Regions from separate parts of the Mus musculus genome. Here region 2 is linked to region 1. Evidence: chromatin loops called from intact Hi-C (ENCODE). Cell type or tissue: left cerebral cortex. All regions are shown on one strand.

Region 1 (8,000 bases):
AGCAGCAGCCAGCTTTATAAATCTGACATTGAACGTGAGGAAGAAACTGCCTGGAACCCTAACCTCAGCAGCACTGACCTTGTTTGTATTGCCTCTGGAATGGTGCCCACCAAACAAGTACAGCACCCGGTCCACGCACACAGCGCAGCTCCCAGACATAGACGGGGGAACGTCACCTTCAGTGTTGATTTTCTTCCTACGAGGAGGAGGGTTAGATGATAACGTTTCCCAGAGGGTAAGAAATACAAGACTTATTAACTTATATCCCCGCAATGAGAGGAAAGGCGGCCGGTGCTATCCAGGGACTCTCCTAGCTTTAAGATAGCCCGAGGAATCAGTTTCTTCCTTAGTAACCTGTCTAGACAGTGGAAGATGGCCTTGCCCCAGGCAGAATGAAAAGCTCTGCAAGCCCCTCAGGTTCCATGAGCCATTTCTCAAACTATTTGCTTTTTATTTATATGATCTTATCTGACTGGAAGGTCTTTGTTTTACGTATTTCTGTGTGCTTGGGCACAGGTATGTCACAGCACGTGCAGGTGCATGCATGTGCAGGTGCAAAAGTCTCTTCCTCTACCACGTGGACTCAGGGAAGGCAAACCTGGCCTTGGTGGACCGCACCTCTACCTGCTGAGCCGGCTCGTGACCCTGTCTGTTTTTAAGTAGGCCACGGACTCAAATGGAAACCTTCCCATGCCTAGTGCTCATTAATTCAACAGACATTTCCTATTAAGTCACCCAGAACTCACAGAAATCTGTCCAATTCTTCCTCCCTTAAGTGCCAGAATTAAACAAATACGCCATCGTGCTCAGCTTTAGAGAGTTACAGGACTGAGAGTTCACTAAGGTGTCCTGACTACATCATCAGCTAATACCACTTTCATCTTTGTTTAGCTTGAGGTAGGCTGATTTGTAAATTCTTAATCTTAAGAAATGTGTTAAATTCTTTGGTGAATTTTTCTTTAAAAAAAAAAAAGATTAGCAAATAGTCCATATTAACTGATTTAATAATTATAAAAATTGTTGTGACCTTCCATAAACCATCCTGGCTTTAATATCAACAGTAAGACAGTAAAGACAATAGTCTTTTACAGTGGAAAGTTTTCATGAACGGGGAAACACATTTATACACCCCCAAATGGCTAACTCACATTTTGAGAAACCCAGAGTCTCCTAACATATGCTCGACTTGTACTGCTAGACAGGCAGAAGACCCTCTTAGATACTACCAGTTCATTTTTGTTTTGTTTTGTTATTTTTCAAGACAGGGTCACTCTGTGTAGCCCTGACTGTCCTGGAACTTACTATGTAGTCCAGGCTGGCTTGGAAATCACAGAGTCCCTGTCTCTGCCTCCCGAGTGCTGGGATTAAAGGCACCACACCAGGCTCATTTTTTTAATTATTTACTTTATGAGTATTTTGTCCAGATATATATGTCTGTGCACTGCTGCAGGTGCATACTTGCTGCTCTCGGAGACTAGAAGAGGGCATCAGATCTCTGTGACTGGAGTTACAGATGGTTGTGAGCCACCATGTATGTGCTGGGGACTGAACCTAGGTCCTCTAGAAGAGCAATCAGTGCTCTTAACAACTAAGCCATCTCTTCATTCCCTCATTTTTATTTTTAAACAGATCTTTTTTCTTTTTTTTTCCCAGTTGAAAAATCAAACCCAGGGCCTCCTATCAGGCAGGCAAGCTTGTTGCCACTCACCTATTAATGCAATCCAGAAAATACTACTTTAAAATTAGAGACTTTCTCAAAACTTCTTTTAAGCAGATAAAATAAACCATGCAAAACCTAAGAAGGAAACTAAAAACCTCTTTCTTCAAAACACCAAGCAGACTTGTAGCACCTCCCCAACCCAGGCTCTGTATCGCCTTCCTTGTGGTGCTTTGACCAGGTCTTGACTAGAGGCCTCTAAGATCATGACAGACTCTGGTGTGTACTGACCTCAGCAGCTAATCTAAGCCAGACCACTGTTTCCAGAAAAGAAAGCTTAGTATCCTTAATTACAACAGGCATTGTGACACATGCCTTTAGTCTCCGTGCTCTGGAGGAAGACACAGAGACATGGGAGATCTCTGTGAGTTTGAGGCCAGTCTGGACTACATAGTAAGTTTTAGGACAGTCAAACCTATGCGGAAAAGAAAGACACCCCCACCTCTCCACACACCCCACCCCCGCCACTTCCTTTGCAAGCTTATTGGAGGGTTAATCTCCAGTTACCATCTTCCAGTCTCCATGTTGTAGATCCACAGTTCTTCTCTGGGCAGATAAAAGTCATATAATCCTCTCACTTGATTACTCTATGAAGAATAAGAAAGATTACAAAGATAAACAACTGACATTTTCTTTTTAATTTGCACTAATGTGTTGGAGTATGTATGTAACATGGAACACACATGTGCCACGGTGTTCTGGAGTCACTTCTAACCTCCCATCTTTACAGGGGTCTGGGGGTCACACTCAGCTCACCAGGGCTGTGCATCGAGTGGGCTACGCACTGAACAGCTCCCTGGCCCAGTAACTGATGTTGCTAAAGAGGCATTTTCTGGGATCCTTTCCTACCTTATTGAGATACTATTCATGATACTGATCATATAAAAGTAATTTTTGTATACAGATAAATATTAAATGCAGTCTCCAGGACTCAGGCACATACAAAAAAATCTTAATGCAGACACATCTGCAGTCCAACTTTTGTTACAATCCTTGCAAATAGTACAAGGGCCCCCTGGGGAGTTAGTGGCACTCAGCCTTCCTAATGCCACGCCTTTTAATACAGTTCCGCAAGTTGTGGTGACCCTCAACCATAAAATTATTTTTGTTGCTACTTTGTAACTGTATTTTGCTACTGTTATGAGAACAGTATGTTTATTACTGTTGTGTAATGTAAATAACTGTTTTCCAATGGTCTTAGGCAGCCCCGAGCAAGGGTCATTTAACCCCACTCCTCCCCCACAGGAGTCACCCGCACTGTTGCGAGCTGCTGTCCAGCCGGCTCCTGAACAGACCGTGGCCCTGCTCTCAGTCACCTGACTTTGGAGGACTCGCAGCCCCACCCACGCTAACAGGCTGCTCGAGCCAAGCTTCCGGTTCATCCACTCATTCTGAGGGCAAAACTGCTTGTGCAAATCCTGAGTCTTCGGTCAGCTGTGTCCTTGTTCCGGTCTTCAACCCTTCAGATGTTAACTCTAACAAAGACCAGGTTTACCATAGGGCCTCAAATTCCCTTATTTAATCCTAACAACGAGTTATTACAAGATTTGCCTCAGGCTACTCAGCAAGCAGTGGCGAGCCCAGGAGTCCCCCTTTCCTGTGCACACTGCCTTATTTCATCCCTGCCTCCTCCCTGGCCACTATCTCACAGGGATAAAAACTGGCCTTCACTGAAAATGAGTGACTACTAATGGTTCGGTAATGGAGCAGCTAGCCATGAAGCTCTCCTCCTCTCCCTGCTGGAAGGACCTTATAAACTAACCATCAGAAAATGCCCACAGGCTGCAGAGATGGCTCAGTGGTTATGAGCACTGACTGCTCTTCCAGAGGTCCTGAGTTCAAATCCCAGCAACCACATGGTGGCTCACAACCATCTGTAATGAGATCTGGTGCCCCCTCTTCTGTGTCTGAAGACAGCTACAGTGTGCTCATATACATAAATAAATCTTAAGAAAGAAAGAGAGGAACTTTCCACTCTGACCATTTCTCCATGCCCTTCAGAAGGGTCTCATGCCCATGTCAACACTTGGGTGGTGGGAACAGCCAGATCTGGAAAGAGTCCAAGGCCAAACTCCATGACAGTGGCTCAATGCTAGTGTTCACAAACAGAATTATGAGTAACATACGTTAGACCAAAGTGTGATTGACCAACAGGTCTACCTTCCTCAAAGGACATTTATATTTTGAAAAGGTTTATTGAAGTTGATTAGTTTTGCCGGCATGCCTGTCTGTGCATCCCTGGGGTGCAGTGCCCAGAAAGGCCAAAGGAGGGACATGAGATCCCCTGGGACTGGAATTACAGTTGTGAGTGGCCATGGGGGTGTTAAGAGTCCAACCCAGAAATGTGGCCAATGCTGGTAACCACTGAGTCACCTCTCCACCCCTGGAATTTATGTTTTAATAATAGTCACTACACAGCTGGCATGGGGGCGCACGCCTTTAGTCCCAGCACTGGGGAGGCAGAGGCAGGCAGATTTCTGAGTTCAAGGCCAGCCTGGTCTACAGAGTGAGTTCCAGGACAGCCAGGGCTACACAGAGAAACCCTGTCTCAAAAAACCAAAAATAAATAAATAAATAAATAAATAAATAAATAATAGTCACTACACACCTGCTCTCTACTATAGTCACTACACACCTGCTCTCTAATCTCTAGAATTCTCGACATCGACCTCTAAATACCTGATTCCTGGAAGCCAGGGACAACAGAATGCATTAATTCACGCTGGCAAAATAACTAATGGTTAAACCGACAAGGTATGGGACAGTTGTCTCAAAATGGCCACCTATGATCAGGTCGTCAGTACTATAAGCTATTAGAGTCCTTAAGCAAACCACAGGCGCAGAGAACTGGACTTCCCAAGGGGGGTGGGGGGGCGTCATTTTAACACTAAAATAGTTTTAGGTCAAATGGCTCAAATGAGTGTGCACCACATGAAATCCAAGAACTAGAGTGAGTGTATCATGGAATTCTAAAACCAGTACAGAAGAACCAGTGAGCAGCGGTTTAAGGAGGTAACTGAGCAGTATTCCCCAGCTCGCGGTATAAAACAATGCAAATGACTAAAAAGATACTTGGTCACAAAGTCCAAAGGCCTGCACTCCAATTACATACGCTGCTGGGGATTCACTGGCTATTTTTTCCTTTAAAATCCGCAGTAAGGCCTACTGAGGAGCAATCCTTTCTCAGCTGAGACCAGTTAAGAAAAATGGCCCTGCGTTCAAACAATAGATAGGTGGGGGCATCTGCACAGGTGTTGATGACACCGTTACACCTTCGGGGAGGTTGAGCAAGCGATTCCTGTGGCCTTGGTTCACACAGTGACAATATTGTTGAATATAGTGTCTGTCGGCTAAATGGCCCCAGCTCCGGGCGACCGGGCCCAAAGGTATATGAGTGATTCTCACACACCCTCGCCCCCACCCTTTTCCGTACCTCGGGCCACAGTCACCCGCTACGCGACCCACAATAACAGAACCTCGCTCCGCTCACTCCAAAGACAATGCGTAGGGGGTGCGTGGGATAGGCTGACTCATAAGTTCAAGAGAGCGGTGACAATAGCCCAGGATCCCCGAATCCACCAGGGCAGGGCGGGAAGATGCTCTCCTGAATGAGCAAGAGCCGCGGCGGCGATCGTGCCCACTCCGCCCTACTGACCTTGTAGCCGCCCCAGACGAACATGTGGCGCCCATCGCTGACAGCGACGTGGCCGCTGCGTTCAGCCGGGCAGGCCAGCTCCATGGCCTCGTAGTTCTCGAAGGCCGGGCCCGGCAGATCCTCCGCTCGAGCATCCTCGTTGCCATCAGCCATCTTGAGGCTGCACCGCTGGCCACCGAGACCGCTCCGGCCCCGCAGACGGGAGACAAAGGAAAGCGGAGCGGTGGACCGCGGCGCGCAGCCAGCGCTGACGACCCGCCTGTCCTGCGCTACGCCTCCGCCTCCGGGACGAGCGCTGGGGCGCGCGCCGACAGCGGCTGCGGGTCTCGCGGGGACCGCGCCGCGGCCGGGTCCTGGCTCAGAGCGGGAGAGCGGCCGACGGGGCTCGCACTCGCAGCCCGCCCCGCCTCCGGCCGCCGGGGCCTTGTTTATGCCGCCGCCGGAAGTCGTCCGCAGCGGACACTGTCCCCACGCTCCGGAAGCGCTCTCGCCCCCTGCGCTGCTGAGCCTCCCGTCGTCCGGTCCCACCGCAGTGCTGTCCTACTGCTGTGTAGTCCTCCCAGTCGGGCCCTTGGGCATCTGAGTCCTCCCAACATCCGTCCTCCCGCCTCAGGGTGCTCTGGCCTGGATAGTTCCTAAACCATAACAACCCACCCTTGGGGAAAGAATGCGAATCCCAGACTCACAATCTGGGCTTCTAAGAGGCCAAATGAAAATTACGAATTATTTAAACCCAATTCCTCGCCCATAAAATAAGGCTGGTCTGGAAAACACTTCAGGCTCCTCATTTAAATGGTGGCTCTCCGTGCTGCTCATCTTGTCTTTTTTTTTTTTCTTTCTCCCTCTCTTCGTTTTGGGACTGCTAAATATATACTGAGCAAAATACACACTTAACAAAAACGACCAAAAAAAGCTTTTCTCTTTGAAACTCTCACCAGTTGCTGGAGATGTACTTGCTGAAACACAAGAGTTAAGGGTCTGGGGTTTGAGATTAAAGCGCTGGGATAAAAGGTGTGCTCCACCAGGCAGATTCTGTTTCTTGACCAGATTCATCCAGGTCTCCCTGGGGCAATTTTGCCATGCAAGAGATGTCCAGTGCCCTTGGTGCTGTGCTGAGGGGGGCCTTCCTCACTGCCATTGCAAGAGACAGTCAGAGAGAGAAATGGCCTTCCTGCTGCTGCCCAGGGTGTATACTGTCAAAAAGAGATTGGCAGCGTTTCCACCAGCCACTTCGTGCTGGATGACACTGGAGAAGAAAATCTAGCATCAGTTTCATGTTTGGCGGGTAGAAGACATCTCTCACTGTTGGCCACAACCTCTCACACTGCAAATCTGCTGTAATGTGAATGACCAATTTGCACTAAGCTGAGGTTTGTGGTGAGCAACTGATCGTCCAACAGTGGAAATCACCTTGCCCTAGGGGTCAGGAGCATGCAAGTGGATATTCCTCCACAGATCAGCCTTATTCCAGATGAGCTGCACTTGGACACATTTTACTGCCTCGTGATTATTGTTTGCAAGAAAAATTTGATGGTGTTGTGGGGATAGCCACTAGAGAGGACAGCTCAGACATGAACTTAAGGCAATAGAAAGTCTTTATTAGTTTGGGATCCCAGTGTAGCAACGAGCCTTTCTCAGAGTGAGCTTTTAAGCACAAAACCCATGTTCTGGACGGATACACTTCAGTTAACAAGAACAGTTAGCATCCCAGAGAATCTTGCCACAGAAGCCAGATGAAGGTAATCTACACCACAGAGCCACTGCTGTCCCTTGTCCTCAAGAGACTAGACTTCTGTCACTCCATGAGACTATCAATAGTTACAAATAGTCCTGGGCCATTGTAGAAGGATTTTTATCCAGCAACATGGCTACTCTGATTGGAATACAGACACACCCTTAGCACACACTTTAATCTCAAATGATGAAGGTAAAGTTAGTTTGTAGAAGGAAGCACCCATGTTTGAAAGTGATGTTTAGTTGAATAGCAGACATAGTGGCAGATCAGAGAAAGATTTGATAGAACAGGATGTACCCAACGCTCACAAGGAGAGGAAAGGGGAACTCCTCAAGGGCCAGTGCAGAGAGAGAGAAGAGGCAGCTTTACTTGGAGAGGGTACAGAGACAAGTTGCAGAGAGAGAACATGCTAGCCACAGGTGAAGACAGAAAGCCAGAGAATGAGAAGGAGCAGAAGATTAGAACATGTCGCCAAAGTTAGTTATGAGGCCAAGCAGAGCAATCAGGAGAAGCCAAGAGAAATGAGATTGAGGGCTGGCGAGATGGCTCGGTCGTTAAGAGTGCCAACTGCTTTCTGAAGGTCCTGAGTTCAAATCCCAGCAACCACATGGTGGCTCACAACCATCCTTAATGAAATCCGATGCCCTCTTCTGGAGTATCTGAGGACAGCTACAGTGTACTTACATATAATAAATAAATGAATAAATACATAAATAAATATACAAATACATAAATACATAAAAATTTTTAAAAAAAGAACTGAGATTGAATCAGTCAGCTTGGAGAGGAGTTTTGAATCAGAACAGCTGAGTTGAACCAACCAGAACTCAGAAAGAACTAGAGAAGGTGAGTTTAATTCAGCAGTAAGTCTCAGAGGCTGAAAACATTCTAGG
Region 2 (8,000 bases), 88 kb after region 1:
GGCCCTAGAGGTTTTGTAACTTGAATGGAGGAGATGGAAACTTCCTCTTTCATAGTTTTGGAAGGTGATTCCCAGACAGCACTGTCCTTTTAGTTCCAGCAGTCTGCCTGGCCACTCTCAGTCTGTCTGTGGCTCTGTCTTCTTCTCTAGCACTCAGGACCCCTCTTAGGATGGCCCTTGCTTCTTCTGTCTGCGCCTCCCCATTTTCCCGAGCCTCTGAATGGATTTTGAAGGGACCCCTCCTAGTCAGTGTTCATTAGATTCTCCGCCTTGGTAGATCAGAATTCACTATGCTGAGGATGTTAGAGACTGGAACAGTCATTCTGGATATTGTTCAGACTACTGCTTGGGAGTGTGGTGCTGCGGACCTGTGATCCCAGCACGTAGCTGGAGGCAGGAGAGTGAGAATTCAAGCTCACCTTCAGGGCTGTATTCAGTCCAAAGCTGGCCTGGCTTCACTGGACTCTGTTTCAAAAAACAGAAACTAACAAAAATTAATGTTCAGTGGTGACACACAAAGAGGACAACTCTAAACTTGCTGATTAGTCTTTCTACTCTAAGGCACCTGTATATAATATGTACTCAACACTTATTTTTAAGAAAATTAGAATATGCTTTTAGTTTTTAAGATTTTATTCTGTTTTATTTTAGCTTAAAACTATAGAAACCTTACTGGGTAGCACAAGCAAAGTTGGTGACGTGATCGTCCTGGGGATGATAACCCAGCTGAAAGAGGTAAGTTAAGGGCTGGAGAGATGGCTCAGCGGTTAAGAGCACTGACTGCTCTTCCAGAGGTCTGAGTTCAAATCCCAGCAACCACATGGTGGCTCACAACCATCCGTAACAAGATCTGGCGCCCTCTTCTGGAGTGTCTGAAGACAGCTACAGTGTACTTACATATAATAAATAAATAAATCTTTAAAAAAAAAAAAAGAGGTAAGTTAAGTTTGACGAGCTTTGCCTTTTATTTTTGGACTCGAGTTGGTGATGCGTTGCTGCGGTAATGCTTTTTCATAGAAAACACAGGAACATATTTTCACAGAAAACATAGCCAGCGATGGCCTCGTCATCTGTGTCCGGGTTCTGCGGTGTTGGTGGGAAAGACTGTCCAGGTGTTAGTTTGCATAGCCCCCAGGTAGACCCCTAGTGACCTCTGCTTGAACTGACTCTGGGTTTCTGAATAAGCAAACTGCTGACCACATCCTGGTGGCCTGAGGTACTGGTTATTCTCTTAGCCAAAGGCATCTGGTGAGACGGAGCGGCAAGCAGCCTGGGCCTTCCTTACTACCCTGTGGTTTGCAGCAGTTGTTCCTTAGTGTCAGTGAGTCTCGGGTAAGTGAGTGAGTAGTCTGAGGTTGCCAGTAAATAAGCAGAAAAGTGTGGACTAGGAATTACTCATATCTGCAGGTCCACTTCTCTCTAATGTATCCTGTTGTCAGACTAGGTAGTATGTTAATAATTTATAATAGTATTCATTTTTTAATACAAATGTGAGCATATTTCATTTAATTCTGTTTTAGGGGAAGTTTTTCCTGGAAGATCCTACTGGAACAGTACAACTGGACCTTAGTAAAGCTATATCCTTTAAAAAAAAAAAATTCGCCAGGCGTGGTGGCGCACGCCTTTAATCCCAGCACTCGGGAGGCAGAGGGAGGCAGATTTCTGAGTTCGAGGCCAGCCTGGTCTACAGAGTGAGTTCCAGGACAGCCAGAGCTACACAGAGAAACCTTGTCTCGAAAAAACAAACAAAGAAACAAACAAAGAAACAAACAAACAAACAAACAAAATTCTGTCCAGGCATGGGGGTGCACACTTTGAATCCCAGCACTCGGGAGGCAGAGGCAGGGAGATCTCTTAAGTTTAAGGTCAGTCTTGTCTGCATAGCAAGACTCTGTCTCCAACAAAAGGGGTGAGATGGGGCTGGAGAGGTGGCTCAACAGTTAAGAGCATTGGCTGCTGTAGGATCTGGGTTAAATTCCCAGCACCCACATGGCAGCTCACAGCACTGCGGTTTATTATTAAATCTCCTTTTAAGGCCAGGCGTGGTGGTGCATACTTGTAATCCTAGCACGTGGGAAGCAGAGGCAGGAGTTTTAGGAGTTTTAAGGCCAGCCTTGGCTACATGTCTCAACTTTTCCCTACAGTAAATAAGACTTCCTCCTAATACCACCACAACCCACTACGAGGAATTTAAAACAACCCGAAAGCTAAAAGTCCCTTGGGGTTCAGACTGTCTACTGACCTATTAGTGTTCCGAGCATATCCTTGAGTTCTTCCTCAGCTGCTCTGTACCAGTTCCACAGTGGCTTATACACCGAGGCCTGCTTCGTCCTGGCAGAAGGTAAGCGTGCGCGCCCTTTTCATGTCCTTGCTTGACAGTAAAACTGTTCCCACTTGGGGAAGACACCTTACGATGTCGTTCCAGAGGGTATTCACCGTGAGGATGTCACCTTGTGAGACGGTGATGCTTAAGAAACAGCCTATTAGAAAATGTTCAGGGCTGGAGAGATGGCTCAGAGGTTAAGAGCCCTGACTGCTCTTCCCGAGATCCTGAGTTCAAATCCCAGCAACCACGTGGTGGCTCACAACCGTCTGTAATGAGATCTGACGCCCTCTTCTGGTGCGTTTGAAGACAGCTACAGTGTACTCATATATCAATAAAAATAAATACATCTTTAAAAAGAAAAAAGAAAAAGAAAATGTTCAGGGCGGAGGAAAGCGCCTTGAGATTAGACAGTGGAGAAGGCTGTGGGTCCTGAAACCCACTGATGGTGTGCACTTATAAAACTGGAAAACTCTTGGTTTCATCTGCTCAGTCAGGTCCCCCCTGTGTAGCTGGTAGCTGCTCTCGCTGCTCTTCAGCAAGTGCTATAACCCCCCCCCCCCGGCCAGCGCCCTACCCCACCCTAAAATATGAGTTAGTTGGGGTGGGGTACACTTGTTTAATGCCGTTTTCCTTCTAAAATATGCACTGTCCGTGGCTCTGGAGTTCGATAGCTCAGTATGATCGGTGGTTTTTGTAGTTTAATTCATTGCCTTATGTGACAATGAATTTGCTTTTTCAAAAATGGATAGCTGAGCAGACCATAATGCCTTGTTACCCGGTCGCTTTGTTTAGGTTGGTTTGAAGATCAAGTGTTTCACGCCAATGCCTTTGGATTTCCTCCCACTGAGCCCTCCAGCACCACAAGGTATTAAAGCGCTTGATTTCAACGACTCAGGAATTTGTAGATTGGCAGCAGTGAACATAACATAGTTTATCTCAGTCACTACAAGGTGTCAGATGAGAAAAAGCATTGGAAACCCACTTGCTTTAGCAGATCTGATGCCCTCTTCTGGCCTGAACGGGTGCACACAGATTTACAGACACCAATACCCAAAAGTGGCGTTAAGTTCACATACAGACACACACATTCATAAATACAATTTTTAAAGTGAAAAGCAAAAAAGAATATAAAGGCATAAAAAAGAAAAATGAATTTAATGAGCCAGTGCTTTATATATCTATATTTATTTATGTATCTATGTAAATGTTAGGGCCTCGTCATTTATGGAGTCTAGATCTCTGTAAATGTGCAGCGCTGCGGCACACTGTGAAACACTGGGGCTGCCAGGCATTCGCGGCTCCAGCCGAGCGAGGTAGACGGTAACACACTGCCCTCTTGTTCATACAGAAGGGGGAGTTGCAGGAAGCCCCTGCCTGGGGCCCGGTAGGGGAACAACTGAGGACAGATGTAAATGCCCCTCTGGCACCCAAGTATACTGTTGCTTTAACCTTTCCTGAGCAGACTTGAACAAATGGCCTATTCACCCCAGGTAGGGCACCAGTGGCAGGGCAAAGGAATAGTTCTACTCACATCTACCTGGTGGGACAATGGTTTTATTGAGCTCACAGGATCAGAGGTGACCACAAGACTGCTGGATCATTTAAAAGTCTCACCCAAGCATGGACAAGACTTGCCCAAAACAGCAAAGAGGGAGTCTGTACTTCCTGCTCCTTCCTGGTTCACTCCTGTATGAGCCGGTTCACTCCTGTATGGCCGGCACCTCCCTAGACTGTGTAGTGTAGCTGGGGCAGGATAGCGTGTAGCAGTGGGTTTCTTTTTTTTTTTCTTTTCGAGACAGGGTTTCTCTATATAGCCCTGGCTGTCCTGGAACTCACTTTGTAGATCAAGCTGGCCTTGAACTCAGAAATCAGCCTGCCTCTGCCTCTGGAGTGCTAGGATTAAAGGCTTGCGCCACCAGGCCCGACTCACAGTGGGGTTCTATTAACTGGCGGAGACTGCCAGTAGGCCTGACCTTGTGAAGGGATCTCTTGACAGTCTCTTGGAGTTAATCACAGCTGACCTGATTAAAGTCGAAGTGGCTGCCGTGCTCTGAGGCCAGCTTTTGAAGCACGCATACTGAATAGTCCTCCATAGACGGTGTCATGTGTGTGTGTTTTAAATAATTTGCAGGCAACATGTTTCATCTCTGGAATACTGTGTTGTTGCATGGTTGCTATATCTGATATATTTTTACTTTCTCCATGAACAGAATATGGTGGATAACTGTGTTATAATTACATAGGGCGTACTATGGAAATATTAATTTTTTTGGAGGGCCTTCTAATGCATCAGTGAAGACGTATACAAAGCTGAGACAGCTGGAAGATGAGAACAAGGACGCCATGTTTGTGATTGTGTCTGATGTTTGGTTGGACCAAGTGCAAGTGTTGGAGAAGTTTCATGTAATGTTTTCTGGTACGGATTATTATTGTTTTGTTTCTTGAACTGTCCTGAGGGATGTTTGTCATGTGGTGGTGGTGGAGTGCCTCTGTGGGCCCTGTTACATGGGAACCTGAGACAGGGGATTTATTGAGCAGTGATCAGAGGTCAGTCTGAGCAACATAGGAAGACCTTGTTTTTAAAGAGACAACAAAGCCAAGCCAAAGCTTTCACAGTTAAAGCCAGCCAGATATGCTGATACCTGCCTTTAATTCCATCTCTTAGAAGGCAGAAGCAGGTGGATCTCTATGAGTTACAGTCACGACAGGGCTACATAGTGTGGTCCTGTCTCAAAAATCATCAAATAGACAGACAGACAGACAGACAGACAAACAGATAGATAGATAGATAACACAAAATTCTCAGTTCCCAGAGTGACGTCCTTTTGTTCCCTAGGTTACTCGCCAGCACCTCCAACCTGCTTTATTCTGTGTGGTAATTTTTCATCTGCACCATATGGAAAAAATCAAGTCCAGGCTTTGAAAGGTATTGAGCATCTTTTTAACTAAGAGTGTTTCCAATCCCGGCAGTGGTGGTTCATGGCTTTCATCCCAGCACTCGGGAGGCAGAGGCAGGCAGAACTCTGAGTTTCTGACCAGCCTGGTCTACAGAATAAGTTACAGGACAGCCAGGGCTATACAGAGAAACCCTGCCTTAAAAAAACAAAACAAAACAAAACAAAAAAATTGAGTTTTTCTATATTTACATGAACTATTGATAAATTATGTATAATATTTTAATTTTATTAAAGATCTAGGGTTGTAGTTAATCAACTGTAACTTTATGGACATCACAAATTAGGTTAAATATTTTTTATAATTTTCAGATTCCCTAAAATCTTTGGCAGACATAATTTGTGAATATCCAAGTATCCACCAAAGGTAAAAATAGTTTTGTTTTTTTAAAAAAATGAACCATGAGGTTTATATCTGTGATTCTAAAGAGATTGCCTTTAGAAAGGGGAAGGTCGATGGCCTGGAGAGATGTTTCAGTGGTTAAGAGCACTGGTTGCTCATCCAGAGGTCCTAAGTTCAAATCCCAGCAACCACATGGTGGCTCACAACCATCTATAGTGTGATCTGATGCCCTCTTCTGGCACACAGGTGTACATGCAGACAGCACTCATACAGAAAACAAATAAATAAAATCTAGAAAGAAGAGAGAGAGGGGGGAGAGAGAGAGGGAGAGAGAGAGAATGAATATGAATGAGAACAAGTTGATCCCAGGGTGAAATCCTCACATCATCATGTATTTCGCTACTTTCTGGATCTATAGGGGAACAAAATGTAGAAGGGAGAGTGACAGTTTTATCCGTAGTTTCTGGTGACACTGCTTATCCAGAAGTGGACCTTCAGTATGATCATCGGCCTCATGAGCCTCTGTAAAGATCGAGTGCGTGCGTGTGTGCATGCGTGTGTGCTTGCTTGCATGTGGTCAGCACACTATTATTAACAGAAAGATTTGGACTGGAGACTTTTTAGCAATGTGTTAAAATGCATAAAATAAAAAAAACTGTAGCTAGGCATCATGGCCCTGCAGAGACTGAAGCAAGAGAATTGCAGATTTAAGGCTAGCCTAGACTACATAGCAAGACAGACAAACAGAAACCCCTGGGATTCGGTTGGAGGCGCTGACTTAGTTTTGGCTTCTGGCAGGGTTGCGTGTTTCGTGTTGCTGTGTTTAATGTGCTTAATGGCTGGTGTTGAATTTTATGCAGTAGCCGTTTTGTGTTTGTGCCTGGCCCAGAGGATCCTGGATTTGGTTCCATTTTACCAAGGTAAGCTTTGTTCACATTTGTTTTGACAGTCAAGAGAATTGTGTAAAGTTTATAAATACATCCTATGTCCTGCTGTTTTTCTAGGCCGCCACTCGCTGAAAGCATCACACAGGAATTCAGACAAAGGGTTCCGTTTTCAGTTTTCACGACTAATCCTTGCAGGTAAGTCACTCAAAAACAGCATTTTGTGTTAAACTTCTGTTCATTTTAAAATTACTCTAATTTATTTCTGAAATTTGACTGCTAAGAGTAGATCTAAAAAGTAAATTTGATTTTAGATTCCTCACGCTTTGAAAACGATTTAACTATATTCAGATACTTAACCAGCAGTGACTCTGTGGTCTTTGTGTTGGCAGTGGTATCTCCAGCTTCCTCAGGAATCCCATCCTTGTGGGTCCAGATGTCCAGTGTCCTTTCTCTCCGGATGCCCTGTAGATCTGTGAGCACTCGGATTCTACCCGAGCTCCACGCTCACCTGTCCTGGGACCAACCCCATCTCATTTCATGGCACCCTTGTCTTTGCAGTTGCTCGGGCCATGACCATAGAGGTTTCCCCTACACACAGCTGAGTTCGGTTGCCTTTCATGACTATGACCTGAGGTCTACTCTAGTCTGGATCAGCAGCCTCTAGCTGCTGGTCTCTGGCTTCTAACCCCTCTCCTCCCAATACCCCCCATCCCCCACCCCCACCCCCACCCCGAGTCTGTTCTTTACACAAGAAAGCATATCATGTCACTTCTGTCTTGAAAGGTGGGGTCCCTAGTGCTGTTGTTAACAGCCCAATCCTGGCAGTGATAGTCATGTCCTGCCTGCATGGTGTGCCCTGGTACTGCTTTGATTTCCTCTCCCCGTTGCTTCCCTCACACCAGTCTCTGTGCCCCAAGCATGCAAGGCATGACCCAGTCTTAGGTCCTGCATTGTGCCTCTTCCCCCTGCCTGACGGGGGTGGGGGTGGGGGCGAGGAAAGGGGATAACATTTGAAATGTAAATAAAGAAAATATCTAATGAAAAAAAGGACTTCAAATCCTAGCACTGTGCATGTGCATACTTACACAGAGACAGACAGACAAAGACAGACAGAGACAGAGGGAGAGTTGGGGGTGAGGGAGAGAGTAGGAGTGGGATGGGGAAGAGTAAAGAAAACTAGATTGGGGAACAGATAAGATCGACTGGCTGAATCTGCTGCAGTGACCATTGACAAGTCCAGTGGGGGTGCCTTGGTAAGGCACCTTATTCATTCATTCATTCATTTATCTATATTGATTGATTGATTTTTTTTTTTTGAAAGATTGTAAGTACTCTATAGCTGTTTTCAGACACACCAGAAGAGGGCATCCAATTTCATTACAGATGGTTGTGAGCCACTGTGTGGTTGCTGGGATTTGAACTCAGGACCTTAGGAAGAGCAGTCAGTGCTCTCTTCAGCCCCAAGACTTTGCCTTTAAAATTATCTAATG

What was found. A loop is a pair of places that touch in the nucleus more often than their neighbours do. Peaks named below come from ENCODE experiments on the same cell type or tissue, not always from the same donor. Only the 100,000 strongest peaks of a DNase experiment are listed, where the experiment ranks them.
Region 2: a loop joins it to region 1, with 2.9 times the contacts of the local background. A loop is called at or near these places in 16 of 42 quality-filtered maps.

The regions. Positions count from the first base shown.
Region 1 is chr12:69,294,520-69,302,519 of GRCm38, reverse strand. Klhdc2 (kelch domain containing 2) reads right to left here and starts at 5,839. Exons shown (of 13, transcript NM_027117.3): 1 at 5,373-5,839; 2 at 2,225-2,304; 3 at 79-196. The coding sequence starts at 5,525. In left cerebral cortex, a CTCF peak has its summit at 3,971; DNase peaks (open chromatin) are centred at 4,819, 5,265, 5,874, 6,433 and 1 more place; H3K4me3 peaks cover 2,237 bases; H3K27ac peaks cover 2,439 bases.
Region 2 is chr12:69,206,564-69,214,563 of GRCm38, reverse strand. Pole2 (polymerase (DNA directed), epsilon 2 (p59 subunit)) reads left to right here. Exons shown (of 19, transcript NM_011133.2): 7 at 652-735; 8 at 1,521-1,577; 9 at 2,293-2,341; 10 at 3,119-3,191; 11 at 4,570-4,742; 12 at 5,163-5,252; 13 at 5,593-5,647; 14 at 6,484-6,543; 15 at 6,628-6,705. Among named protein-coding and RNA genes, the nearest start is that of Dnaaf2, 12 kb to the right of the region's middle. In left cerebral cortex, CTCF peaks have their summits at 893 (motif pointing left), 3,361 (motif pointing left) and 5,888 (motif pointing left); a DNase peak (open chromatin) is centred at 3,335.